3 separate regions of the Homo sapiens genome follow, and regions 1 and 3 are each linked to region 2. The links are chromatin contacts, found by Hi-C or POLR2A ChIA-PET in ENCODE. All regions are on one chromosome and are shown on one strand. The core of a region is the stretch at or near the end of the contact, and the rest is flanking DNA. Distances in the headings are between cores, read along the strand shown. Region 1 overlaps LINC01344 (long intergenic non-protein coding RNA 1344). Region 2 overlaps LINC01344 (long intergenic non-protein coding RNA 1344). Region 3 overlaps LINC01344 (long intergenic non-protein coding RNA 1344).

Evidence for each region. Hi-C counts contacts between places; a loop is a spot of excess contacts on that map. ChIA-PET counts read pairs that join two places held with the same protein, here RNA polymerase II (POLR2A). Pooled maps may share reads with other maps.
Region 1: a loop to region 2 is called in a pooled map, with 1.9 times the contacts of the local background. The contact joins two enhancer-like sites. A Hi-C loop is called at or near these places in 1 of 168 maps with a recorded cell type or tissue (K562) and 2 of 50 pooled maps. POLR2A ChIA-PET finds 5 or more read pairs at or near these places in 4 of 52 experiments (CD8-positive, alpha-beta memory T cell, HEK293, K562 and 1 more).
Region 3: a loop to region 2 is called in a map of K562, with 2.9 times the contacts of the local background. The contact joins two enhancer-like sites. A Hi-C loop is called at or near these places in 10 of 168 maps with a recorded cell type or tissue (CD8-positive, alpha-beta T cell, Caco-2, DLD1 and 5 more), 7 of 37 single-sample maps with no recorded cell type and 16 of 50 pooled maps. POLR2A ChIA-PET finds 5 or more read pairs at or near these places in 9 of 52 experiments (GM12878, H1, HepG2 and 5 more).

What each region holds. Positions count from the first base shown.
Region 1 is chr1:182,204,781-182,208,970 of GRCh38, reverse strand. The region is part of intron 2 of LINC01344 (long intergenic non-protein coding RNA 1344); the gene reads left to right. Among named protein-coding and RNA genes, the nearest start is that of LINC01344, 110 kb to the left of the region's middle. Within about 2 kb of position 1,495, at least 9 of the 41 ENCODE cell types and tissues checked have a DNase peak (open chromatin) inside an H3K27ac peak, as active enhancers do.
Region 2 is chr1:182,257,319-182,261,007 of GRCh38, reverse strand. All of the region lies in intron 2 of LINC01344 (long intergenic non-protein coding RNA 1344), which reads left to right. Among named protein-coding and RNA genes, the nearest start is that of LINC01344, 55 kb to the left of the region's middle. Within about 2 kb of position 1,612, at least 23 of the 41 ENCODE cell types and tissues checked have a DNase peak (open chromatin) inside an H3K27ac peak, as active enhancers do.
Region 3 is chr1:182,298,187-182,302,005 of GRCh38, reverse strand. The region is part of intron 2 of LINC01344 (long intergenic non-protein coding RNA 1344); the gene reads left to right. Among named protein-coding and RNA genes, the nearest start is that of LINC01344, 14 kb to the left of the region's middle. RefSeq lists an enhancer at 1-297. Within about 2 kb of position 1,790, at least 16 of the 41 ENCODE cell types and tissues checked have a DNase peak (open chromatin) inside an H3K27ac peak, as active enhancers do.

The sequences.
Region 1 (4,190 bases), core at 246-2,745, 52 kb after region 2:
GTGCACCACCCTCCATTCCCCCACCATCTTGCCTCTCTGGACTTGTCTTGCCTCTCTGGACTTTAGCCTAGGTGACTTACAGAAATGCCAGACTTCTAGCCCAAGCCCTATTATGCCCAGTACTTTTCTGAGGCTGCTTCAAGTCTTGGTGTCTACTAGATAACGCTTGCTGGAGTATGATATCACCAGCTGTAATGGAAAGGAACAATCAGTGGTGAAAAAAAAATGAGACTCTGAAAAATAAACAAGGGTCCATGCCTGGTTATTCCAAGGTCAAGCCAGGTTTGCAAAGCAGATGCCCAGACTGATGGAGCACAAGCATGGGCTTTGGGACCTGGTAGATCTGGGTTTGGATAAGACTTGGCTATCCCCGCTTTCTGGCTTCAACTTAGAGTGTCAGTCAGTAAAATGAGGATGACTGGAACCTTGTAGGGTGGCTGTAAACATGGAAAACATGCACGACACTTTAAGCACTTTGGAGAGACAGAGAGGAAGCAGGTCCTGTTACCACGAGTGTTAAGGAAATAGCATGAGAAAAGCCTTTTCCCTGCTTTGAGTACTCAAGCAAGGATCACCATTTTTCACACTGTTTTGCTTCTCCAGAAACTGGAATGTGACTATTTGGTGAGTAACACCAACAATACCCACTGGACACTAATGTTCAGAAGGTAGCCAATCTCTGGAATTGAAAAGCAGCTCATGGAGGCTGCTGGAACACACCCCTCAGAGCCTTAATGAAGGGGTCTTACAACTTTTTACATAGGGAATTTTCAAAACTCACCTTTTTTCACTTCAAAATAGAGAAGCGGTAACTGCCTGAATGTGATTGTTATATAAGAAAATGAAGGAACATAGGCTAAAACCAGTAAAGGGAAAGGACAAATCAGACATAGTAAAAATATGTCATCTGCAAAGCAGGACGGGCCGAGAAATGTGGGAGGGACGTCCAGGATGGTAAATGGGCCCCTTGTCATGCAGGCAGCCCTATGTCCTGGTTAATGTCTTTGTCCTGGAATTGTTTTCAAGAGCACTGCCTTTAATTCTTAGAGCCGTCCCAGTGTGGATGATAAAGTCTTGGGTCACCTAGACATACAGAATATAGAGGAATATAGGATATCACTCACACATTTATGCGGGAGAGGCAAGCTATATATGCTCTTTGGGCTACAAAGCCCCAAGTTAGCCCAGGCAGATGGACACTCAGGGAAGGAACTTCCATAGCTACGCTGTCTGAGCCAGGGCACTCTTCCTCATATTTCTACTAAACCCCTCTGATTGTCACATAGGCTCATTTGGTGGCTGGTGAAATGGAAGTGGAGACAGAGGAGAAAACAGGAGGGTGCGGGGGCAAGGGAGGAGGGGCGGGATAAGCCCGAGGAGTCATAGCATCATCAGTCAACTATTCCATGCTATGGCATCAAATGGGGAAATGGACTCAATGACTGTGCTCGTCTGCTGTGGCTCAGTTTGTCTTTTTGGAAGGCAAAGGGATTACTTAGAGCATGGCACCATTAGTCAGTGGCCTGGCTTGGCCTAAGTCAGTGTCTCCTTACTTCACCCTTTGTGTTCTGAGATTCCTAGGAAGGATCTTAAAGAGGTCACCAGTTTCTGACCATTCTGAGGCTAGAACATGGGTTTTTGGTATTTGTCCCAGTCCCACCAGAAGTGAATATGTGTATATGTGTGTCCGGTGTGCCTCGTGGGTGTGCCTCACTGATCCAGGATGTGCACAAAGGCCTCACAGCCCCCTTGCCCCACCTTGCTGGGCCCCCTGTGTTCTATTTTAACAGCTCAGGGTAGCCTGATCTGAGGTCCTTCCATCCCATCCCCTCCTTGTTTACTGGAACATTGGGTCACCTCAGTGCAGCTGGAATGCAATCTCTGGGCGATTCAGTAAGGCCAAGGCGGGCCCTGCAAGGCGTCATGTCATTGCGTTGTTTTTCCTCCCCTCCCACTGAGTTTTCTTGGAAGTTCTGAGCCAGGCTCAGTGTGTATCTCCAAAGATGCATTCCAAATTCCCAGCTGCTTGCAACTCAGCAAGTCTCACTGCCTCTCCTTTTAAAACCCAGGCACCCTGAAAGGTTAGAGATAAAAAAAAGCCCACACATAGGCAAAGGGGGAGTGAAGCACTATATGGGGCCTGGAATGGGGGTGTCAAGCCTCTTGTGGTTTGCAACTGCCCATTGTCACATAGCATTCAACCATGATTTCCTCTCTTAAAAGCAAAGAGGAAAACAATCTCTGTGTAAGATGTTTTTGTGGCTTCATTGAAAAGAAAGATGGGCAAACTTGTCCCCAGTCTGTGCATCAGGCCCAGCTGAGGGGCCTGGAGGTGGCTGTGCTGCCCTTTTCCTCCCTGAGCACAGATCTTGCCTTATTCTCCACCATCCTGAACTCTGGTGATCTATCTCTGTCCATCTCCCTATTTCCCGCTAACTTCCCTGCCCCCATGCTTTTTTCCCTTTCATCTTTGTCTCTCCATTATGATTCCTTCCTTCCTTCCTGGACTAGAGGAAATAATGGAGGGCAGGGAGAAATAGCCAAACACATCAACTATTTAAAAATCACATTTATTTTTATCAAGAGTGAAAAAGGCACTGTGCTTTTCTTAGATCTGTTCTTGCTGTTGAGTGATATATTGATAACTTAGGGATGAGCTTTGGGTTCTCAATGTGTGATCATCTTCTGACCTACAGCATGAACAGCCTTGGAACCTGCTAGAAATGCACATTCCCCAGCCCCATCTCAGACCTCTTGGGGATAAGGCACAGAATCAGAATTTTAACATGTCCTCCAGGTGATTCTGTTGTGCATAAAAGTTTGAGAACTCCTGGTGTTAGAGGATTCTCCAAGGGGCTGGGGGTGAAAGGAGGTCTTGAGGTTTCTTTCTGCCCTCTGGATGTGAGGAGGATGGGGTCTGTCCTACACTGGTTAGGCCTGGCTCATGCACCTTGCCTTTCAAACTGGGGCAGGGGTGAGAGTGACAGTAAGGAGAGGAAGGACTGGGAGGGAGTTAATGGTAGCTCTGCTGGTGTTCCTTGTGAGCTGGATTCATGAGCAACCCTCTGGTCAGGGATCTACAGCTTTCTGATCTTCACATTGTGTTCAGCTTCCCTCTGAAAGCATGTGAACACCTGACACATGTTATGTAATGATGTGGATTCCATCACTCTGCTTCTCATCTGACCTTCAGCAACTAAGCTGACTACTGGTTGTAGATGGAAGTTGTGAAATCTATTGTTTATTTCTTTTCTTTTCTTGGACTAAAGCAAATAACTAAAAATAGGCTCTTTATCTTGTCAGTTCTGTTCCTATCTTCTGAAAGACTTTCAAGAAGAGCTCCAAAGATTATGAAGAGTGTTGGGATTATGAATTTAGACTCATGGTGTTTGGTTTGGTAGCTACTGGCCACATGGCTATTAAGCAATTGAAATGTGGACAGTTGGAACTAAGTCAGGCTGTAAGCATACAACACCCATCAGTTTGCAAAGGCTTAGTCCAAAAGAAAGTGTTAAGTTATTTCATGGATAATTTTTATGTTGATTTCATGTTGAAATGATAATGCTTTAGATATACTGGGTTAAATACAATATTTAAATTAATTTCACTCATTTTTTTAATATTTAAAAATGTGGCTACTAGAAAATTTAAAATTACAAATGTGGCCTATATTCATGGCTCACATTATATTTCCATTAGATGGTGCTGGTCTGGTATTCTGGGGTTCTGGGAGAGACTGTGCCAGAAACAAATACAAGCAGTGAGTGTAAATTATAGCATGAGTGTTCAGGTGAGGCAATGTAGCATAAGGCATGGTAGCTAATCTCTTGGCCTTTAGAGAAAAATATACTAGGGTTGAATCTAGATTCTGCCACTTACTTGGAAAAGTAACTTAACTTCTATAAACTTCAGTTTTCTCATCTGTAAAATGGGGTTGTCTGAGTTCCTAAATCAGAGGGCTTTTGTGAGCATTAGTTAAGACAATGAATGTAAAATATTCCTGACTGTTAATAAGTTCTCAATAATACCAACTCCCCTTAAGTAAGAAGAAATTCTGTTACAAGATGGTATTTGGCATTGATTATGGACTCTTTATTTCTGAGGGCCTTTAACATGTACCTGATGCTCCTCTATCTGTAATGGTTTGTGTGTCATCCTGCCCCAAAGTATTGAATACTTAAAATACCTTC
Region 2 (3,689 bases), core at 363-2,862:
GCACAGAAGCCCAGTGGGCACATTTAGGGGAAAGCTCAATACAAGGAAAACCAGTAGTAACAACATGGCAGGACTGAGGATGATGCTACCTTAATATAGCATAAAGAATACAGATGTGGCCAGGTGTGGTGGCTCGCGCCTGTCATCCCAGCACTTTGGGAGGCTGAGCAGTTGGATTAGATAACTTTAAAAGTTATCTGGAACTGCTGTGGGAGTCTCACAACTGTTGTAGTCTCCATAGGCCCTTAGCTCATGGGTCATTTCAGATGTGGCAAAGTCACTTCAGGCTGACCACAGCTCTCTGGTTCCCTCTATCCTTGGGCTGCATGAGCATTTGAGGCTTTGAGGAGAAGATACACAGGCCAGGGACCTTGTCAGGTAACGTCGACCACCCTGCTCCTTGTGCAAGCTGCCATCTTTTTTAAAAAAAATCTGTCATCAGTGAGTACAGAAAAATAAAATGTCAGCACTTCATATGGGTATATGACTGGGGATGGGGCAGGGGAGATTCACTTATGGATTAATAAAGATAGTGAACAAAGAAAGGGGACAGAGATTATTCTATGGTAATAAAGTAATTTATATCTGTTTTGCTATAAAATAACTATTTTTCTCTAAATCTAATGTTAATGTCAGCCAAAATCACCTCTATTCATTTATTCAATCATCAAGGGATATTTATAATCTCTTGAGTGTCAGTTTGGTACCAAGCACTTTTCTGGGCACTGGGATACATTATTGAACATGACAAGCTTCTCAGCCCTTCAGGACAGTTTGGAACATCTGGCTGTGGTGACCACAGTCTGTCAATGTTCCCTACTGTGCTGAACCTGGTGATTTCCTCTTGAGTATAAGACAATACCACTCAATGAACTGGACAGAGACTTCATGAAAGAGGACCCAGGTGAATGCAGGGAAAGAACTGGGATGTTGGTTTTGACTGGTGCAAACTTCTGCCATTTTAGTGTACAACTGAAAGGGCTGCACATTCCTTTGGCTAATTCCACAATGACACGACCTCTTCCTCTTCCAACCCGCTGTGAATCCTCTTTGCAAATTTTACACGGGCTTACATGTTAATTTTTCAAACCATCACCCCTTTCTTCTATTCCCTTTCCTCCAAAACAAATCCACAAAAACAAAGGAAAAAAAGCTCTAAAACAAGAAAGTGGAGGGTATATTTCCTTTTCATTATTTTGCCTTTTCATGCCCTTCACATCTGGCCTCTGCCACAACTGGTAGCAGAAATGCTAACCTATCATGAGAAAGGCTTTTCTGGGGGAGTGTGCCCCTGGCAGCAGCGACAGCAGTGGCAGGAAGTACAGGAAACCTCATGAGATGGCCTGTTCTTGAACACTTGCCAGCCTGCTTCTGCAGACTCATGAGGTTAAGAGAAACATGCAAGCTATCAGGGAGGTTATTGGGACAGAGCCCCAGTTGTCGATTGTTTGAGGTTCACTCATAACTGGCAAAATGACCACAGGGCACAACCACAAGAGTTCCAGTCATAGCCTGTGGCCCTGGTGCTACGTGTTGAGATGCTTCTGATGTTAAGCCCCCAGGAAGGCTTCTGGTTTGAAGCACCCAGGAAGCCCAGCAGTTAATGTTGGCAACAAAAGGCAGTTAAGTGAGGCTGGCTCTGCTAGTGCTGTGACACGTGGGCTCATGGTAAGACACTGTAACTGAAGCCTTGCAAGGTCATGTGAGAGGGGAGGGAGGCATGATAACCCCTCCCTGTTTTTATGAGGCAAGAAGGTGGCTGATTCTGAGGGAAAAGGGAAGAAGTCTGGGTCATAGACCAGAGTTAACCTCCGTGGAAGACTCAGGATGGGTCCCTGTGATTACTGTTTTGCATTTCTGGACAATTTAACTAACTGGTCACACGTGAATATAAGCTCTGAGATAAAGACACTGGGCCCAAGTCACCAAACTTCCAAAAGTTTCATCACTTATTATTTTTATTTTTATTATATTTTTGAGATGGAGTCTCACTCTGTTGCCCAGGCTGAAGTACAGTGGTCACGATCTTGGCTCACTGCAACCTCCACCTCCTGGGTTCAAGCAATTCTGCTGCCTCAGCCTCCTGAATAGCTGGGATTACAGGCTAATTTTTGTATTTTTAGGAGAGATGGGGTTTCACTATGTTGGCCAGGCTGGCCTTGAACTCCTGACCTCGGGTGATCCACCTGCATTGGCCCAAAGTGCTGGGATTACCGGTGTAGTCCCAAAGTGTTGGGATTACAGGCATGAGCCACCATGTCCAACATTCATCACTTATTTTTTTTATATTTATTAATTTATTTATTTTGAGATGGTGTCTAGCTCTGTCTCCCAGGCTGGAGTGCAGTGGCACGATCTCGGCTCACTGCAACTTCCGCCTCCCAGGTTCAAGAGATTCCCTGCCTAAGCCTCCCAAGTAGCTGGGATTACAGGCGGCCGCCACCATGCCCAGCTAATTTTTATATTTTTAGTAGAGACAGAGTTTCACTGTGTTGGCCAGGCTGGTCTCGAACTCCTGACCTCATGATCAGCCTGCCTCAGCCTCCCAAAGTGCTGGGATTACAAGCGTGAGCCACTGTGCCCGGCCTCATCACTTATTATTAAGAAATGGAAAGACAGAAAGAGAGGGAAGGAAGAAACGAAAGAAGAAGGGGAAGAAGGAAGGAGAGGAGGGAGGGAGGGAGAGAAGGAAGGAAGGAAGGAAGGAAGGAAGGAAGGAAGGAAGGAAGGAAGGAAAAGAAAGAAATAGAGAAAGAAAAGAAAAGAAAGAGAAAGAAATAAAGAGAAAGAAAGAAAAGAGGAAGGAAGAAAGAAAAAGGGAAGGGAAGGAAGGAAGAAAAAGGGAAGGGGTGGGAAGGGAAGGGGAAGGAAGGAAAAAGAAAGAAAGAAAGAAAATTATTCTGACAAATATTGTTTTCTGAACAGCAAGCTCCATTCTGAAAGTGCTGCATTAAAGCCAGCCCGGAAGGACTGGACCCAGACCTTAGCTCCACCCCATGTAAGTCCACCCAGGCACATGCCCAGCTACTGCACCCTTTGGTTTTCTGCCATATCTGGTCATCTGATTGCATACCTTGAGAGCTGGACCCCTGGGATGGTTTGGCTCTGCCTTTTGGACACAAAGGCACTAGGCCAGGCACAGCATTTAATGGGCCTAGGAGATGCCTTCTTCCAGCAATGCTGGTAGGTAGCCTAATTTGGAGGAAGAATGGGAGCCCAGCCATATCCCAAAGACTAGAGATAGGCCCTGGGCCAGTCACCGCTCAGGCCTTGGATTTTGAAAACCCACCCTGCCCCTCCTTTCTCTTGGAGGGGAACTCCCCCCAAGGCTGGAAACTTAAAGAGTAGAGCTGGGGATTGTGAGGCTGGATGAATGACAGCCCTGGAACTGGGCCTGTGAGTCAGGAGACTCAGAGTGGGGCCCAACATTGTTGTGCTCAGTTGAGAATTATCATCTGACTCCTATACTGGGGATGCTGATAAGGCCCTTAACCTGCTGGTGGGAGTGGTGAGAGGCTTTCTGGACTGCTGATAATTTGGACAGAGGTATTAAATAATTGAATTATAAAATGCAGTTGATGATATAGATGCTAAAACACTTAATTTGTCTTTTTAAAGCAAGCTCCAACATCATTATTAAGTGGATTCTCTTCTGTCTGCTCCCCACCTTACACAGCTGGCTTGGAGAT
Region 3 (3,819 bases), core at 541-3,040, 41 kb before region 2:
TTGGAGAACAAAGAGCACATTGAGTTGTTTCAGTAGTGTTGACTGGGATTGCACCACCCCCAAGTGCTTGCTCAGAAAATAACAGTAATGCTTTATAGCCTAATCTGGTCTTACACTTTCCAAAGTGGAGGCCAGCTGGTGTTAACAGCATCACGGTGAATAAGCCAAGTGGTGTGTGTGGTGTGTGTGTGTGTGCGCGCGCGTGCATGCTGGTGAGGGTTTTTCAGTGACAGAGAAGGTGTTATCTCTATTTGGAAGGTGGGAAGCAGGGCTGGAATTGGACTGCTGATCCTCTAATGCAAGGCTGATGAAACTTTTTTTGTAAAAGGCCGGATAGTAGATATTCTAGGCTTTGTGGGTCATACATCTGTGTTGTACCTGCTCAGCTCTGTCATTGCAGCGGAAAAGCAGTCTTAGAGAAGATACATAAACAAATGAGTGTGGTTGTGCTTCAGAAAACTCATTTATGAACACTGAAGTCTGAATTTCATATGTTTTTCATGTGGCATGAAATGCTATTCTTGTTTTTGACTTTTCGTACCCCAGTGATTAAAAAATTTAGAAAAATGTTAACTCTTGGGCTAAGTGGGCAGCAGGCAGGATTTGGCCTGCAGCCATGCCATCGTTAGGCCCCATGCTCTAATGCTTAGTTCATCACGACATACCCGGAGTGGCTGGATTTGGGGTGGGGTCATACGGAGGGTGCTGACCTTATGCAGTACTGACTACGTGCCAGTCTCTGTGTTTCAGCACGGTGCATATGCCCACTCATTTCTTTCTTTCTTTCTTTCTTTTTTATTCTACTGCGTGTTCTCTGAACCTGTCATTCATTTCTTACAACAACTGTGTGAGCGAGGAACTAGTGTCACCCAACTTGGCAAGTGATCAGACTGCTCACCCAGCTTGTAACTGTCAGTGTCAGACTTTTACCCAGGTGTCTGGTTCTGAGGTGCATGTTCTTACCACCACATCCTACTACTGCCTCCTATAGCAAAATATCATTGCCATGGAGATCATATGTGATGGGTTATGTTTTTCAAAAACACAGACATTCTTATCAAAATGGGGTCAATTTTCCAAAAAAAAAAAATTGAGGACAAGGAGGACCGAAGGACAGATGTTGACATATCCAGCTGTGGGAAGATTGGCTCAGAATCCCCCAGGACTTAATATACTTTTCTGAATTTGTTATTGAGTTCTTTCTCCAGAAATTTGGAGGAATGCAGATAGTCCTCTTACCCTCTCAAAAGATCTTCCCTCTTGCTCCCTTTCCACCCACCCACCCTCCACCAACACACACACACACACACACACACACACACACACACAGAGTTCCTAGTTGTGCATATTAAACTACTGTCAAGTAATCTATTTGGCATTAGTAGCTAAAGAACAGATGTCAACTTATTGCTGCTTCCAGAGGGCCCTGCCAGATGAATGCAAAAGTTATCAATTCTCCCAGAAGGAATTACCCACAACACTTTTGTGCCTGCCCTTTCCTCCCTGCTGTTTCCAGTTTCTTCTCCTTGGACACCCACCCACTCTGAATCCAACACTTGACAGTGGCTCAAGGCTCTGACCACAGTGACAATGTAAGAAGAGTGGGTGGTCTCAGCCACCCTCTGCAGTTCTGGGAAGTTTACTCCAAGCTTTGCTTCTCCCCAGCCCCCAATTCCCCCTTCCTCCCTGACCTCATAAGCTCATTCCCTTCAAAAATCGGGGTGTGTCTGTCACCCCAGGCAGCAACAGCTGCAGGCCCTGGGAGCTCAGTGGATGGTGATGCAATTCAGTTGGGGGTGGGGGTAGAAGCTGGTGGCTGGGTGAGGGAGATAAGAGGAAACAAAAGGCAGTTAAAAAGATCTGTCAATGAGAAGGATGGTTAGAGCCAGAGGAGGACGTGGGTGTCCCTGAGCTGATGTGAACCTTGCCTCAACTCCTTGGCTTTCTCCCAGTCCTTCTCTTCTGACCCTCAGGGGTCCCTGGAAATCTGCTACCTCCTGAGCAGGGCACTCTCCTCTCCTCTCCCCTCCCCTCCCCTCCCCTCCCTTCCTCTCCCCTCTCCTCTCCTTTCTCTTTCTCTCTTTCTCTCTCCCTTCCTTCCTACCTTCCTTTCTTCCTTCCTTGCTCTCTCTCTCCTTCCTTCCTTCCTTCTTTCTTTCTCTCTCTCCTTCCTTCCTTCCTTCCTTTCTTTCTCTCTTTCTCTCTTTCTTTTTCTTTTTTGAGATGGAGTCTTCCTCTGTTGTCCTGGCTGGAGTGCAGTGGCACGATCTTGGCTAACTGCAACCTTCACCTCCTGAGTTCAAGTGATTCTCCCGCTGCAGCCTCCTGAGTAGCTGGGACTACAGGTGCCCGGCACCAGGCCAGGCTAATTTTTGTATTTTTTTTGGTAGAGACGGGGTTTTGCCATGTTGGCCAGGCTGGTCTCAAGCTTCTGGCCTTAAGTGATCTGCCCACCTTGGCCTTCCAAAGTGTTGGGATTACAGGCGTGAGCCACCGTGCCCGGTCCAGGGTAGTTCTAATACTTTCCCAGTAATCCCCTTTTTATCTCCTTTGCCTTGTTCCCCTCCTACTCCTCGAATCTTTTTGGAGCAAGCTCTGGGGGCACATTTAGGTTGGGGCATAGCTGTGGAGCCACTGGCCACAGGTCTGTCTCTGAGCTTGGTCCTACAGGCCTGTATATGCCTGAGCCACCTTTTCCATAGGGCTTTAGCTCACCTTCTGCCCTCATATAAGGGTGATGGCCTTCGCCAGACACTGTGCTAGACAACAGGAGGGAGCGCCTGTGCCATGGGGTTGGAGGATCTGAGGGCCTTAGTACTGAGGTCACTCCTCAACTTTCAGGATTTTTTTTTTTTTTTTTTTTTGAGACAGAGTCTTACTCTGTCGCCAGGCTGGAGTGCAGTGGCACGATCTCAGCTCACTGCAACCTCCGCCTCCCCGGTTCAAGCGATTCTCCTGCCTTAGCCTGCTGAGTAGCTGGGACTACAGGCATGCACCACCACGCCCAACTAATTTTTTGTATTTTTTGTAGACACAGGGTTTTGCCATGTTGGCCAGGATGGTCTTGATCTCTTGACCTCATGATCCGCCCGCCTCGGCTTCCCAAAGTGCCTGGATTACAGGTGTGAGCCACTGCGCCCGGCCAGGTCACTCAGCTTTCTTCTGGGCTTCTTGATGACACTGGGAGACAGGGAAAAGTGTTCTACATTTGAAAAACAAATTAAAAAATTATTAATCCCCACCATTACTAGAGTCACATTTGCTCACAGTAAAAGACTTGGGCAGCACAGAAATATACAGGAAAGAAGAAAGCAAAGATCACCTGTAACTCCAAACCTGGAGAAAACCTCTCTGGGCATTTTGGTGTATTTCCTTCTCTCTTTGTTCAATGCCTATCTTTATCTCTATCTCTGCTTATAATGCATGGTGTCTATTGGACGTCGTGCTTGTCTCCCCATCCACATTGGCATTGTTTTCTGAGTATTTCCCATTAAAAGTTCTTCCAAAGCAATGATCATTTAATGAACAGGTATTCACCTTCCAAGATGAAGACAATGTTTTTATCTAGGTATTAGCATTGAATTAGTCTTGACTAAGACAATGTTCTTATCTAGGAATTAGTATTGACTATATTAACATCCCCATTTAACACCACACACACACACACACTCATACATACACACACACACACTCACACATACATACTTCTGTCTGAAAGTTTATTAGGAAGGCAGGTAGATGAAACAGCCCTCACTGCAAGGCACAGGCCCTTTACGTGAGATCTATGGGGAGGATGTGGGGCAGGAGGCTGGGGTAAAA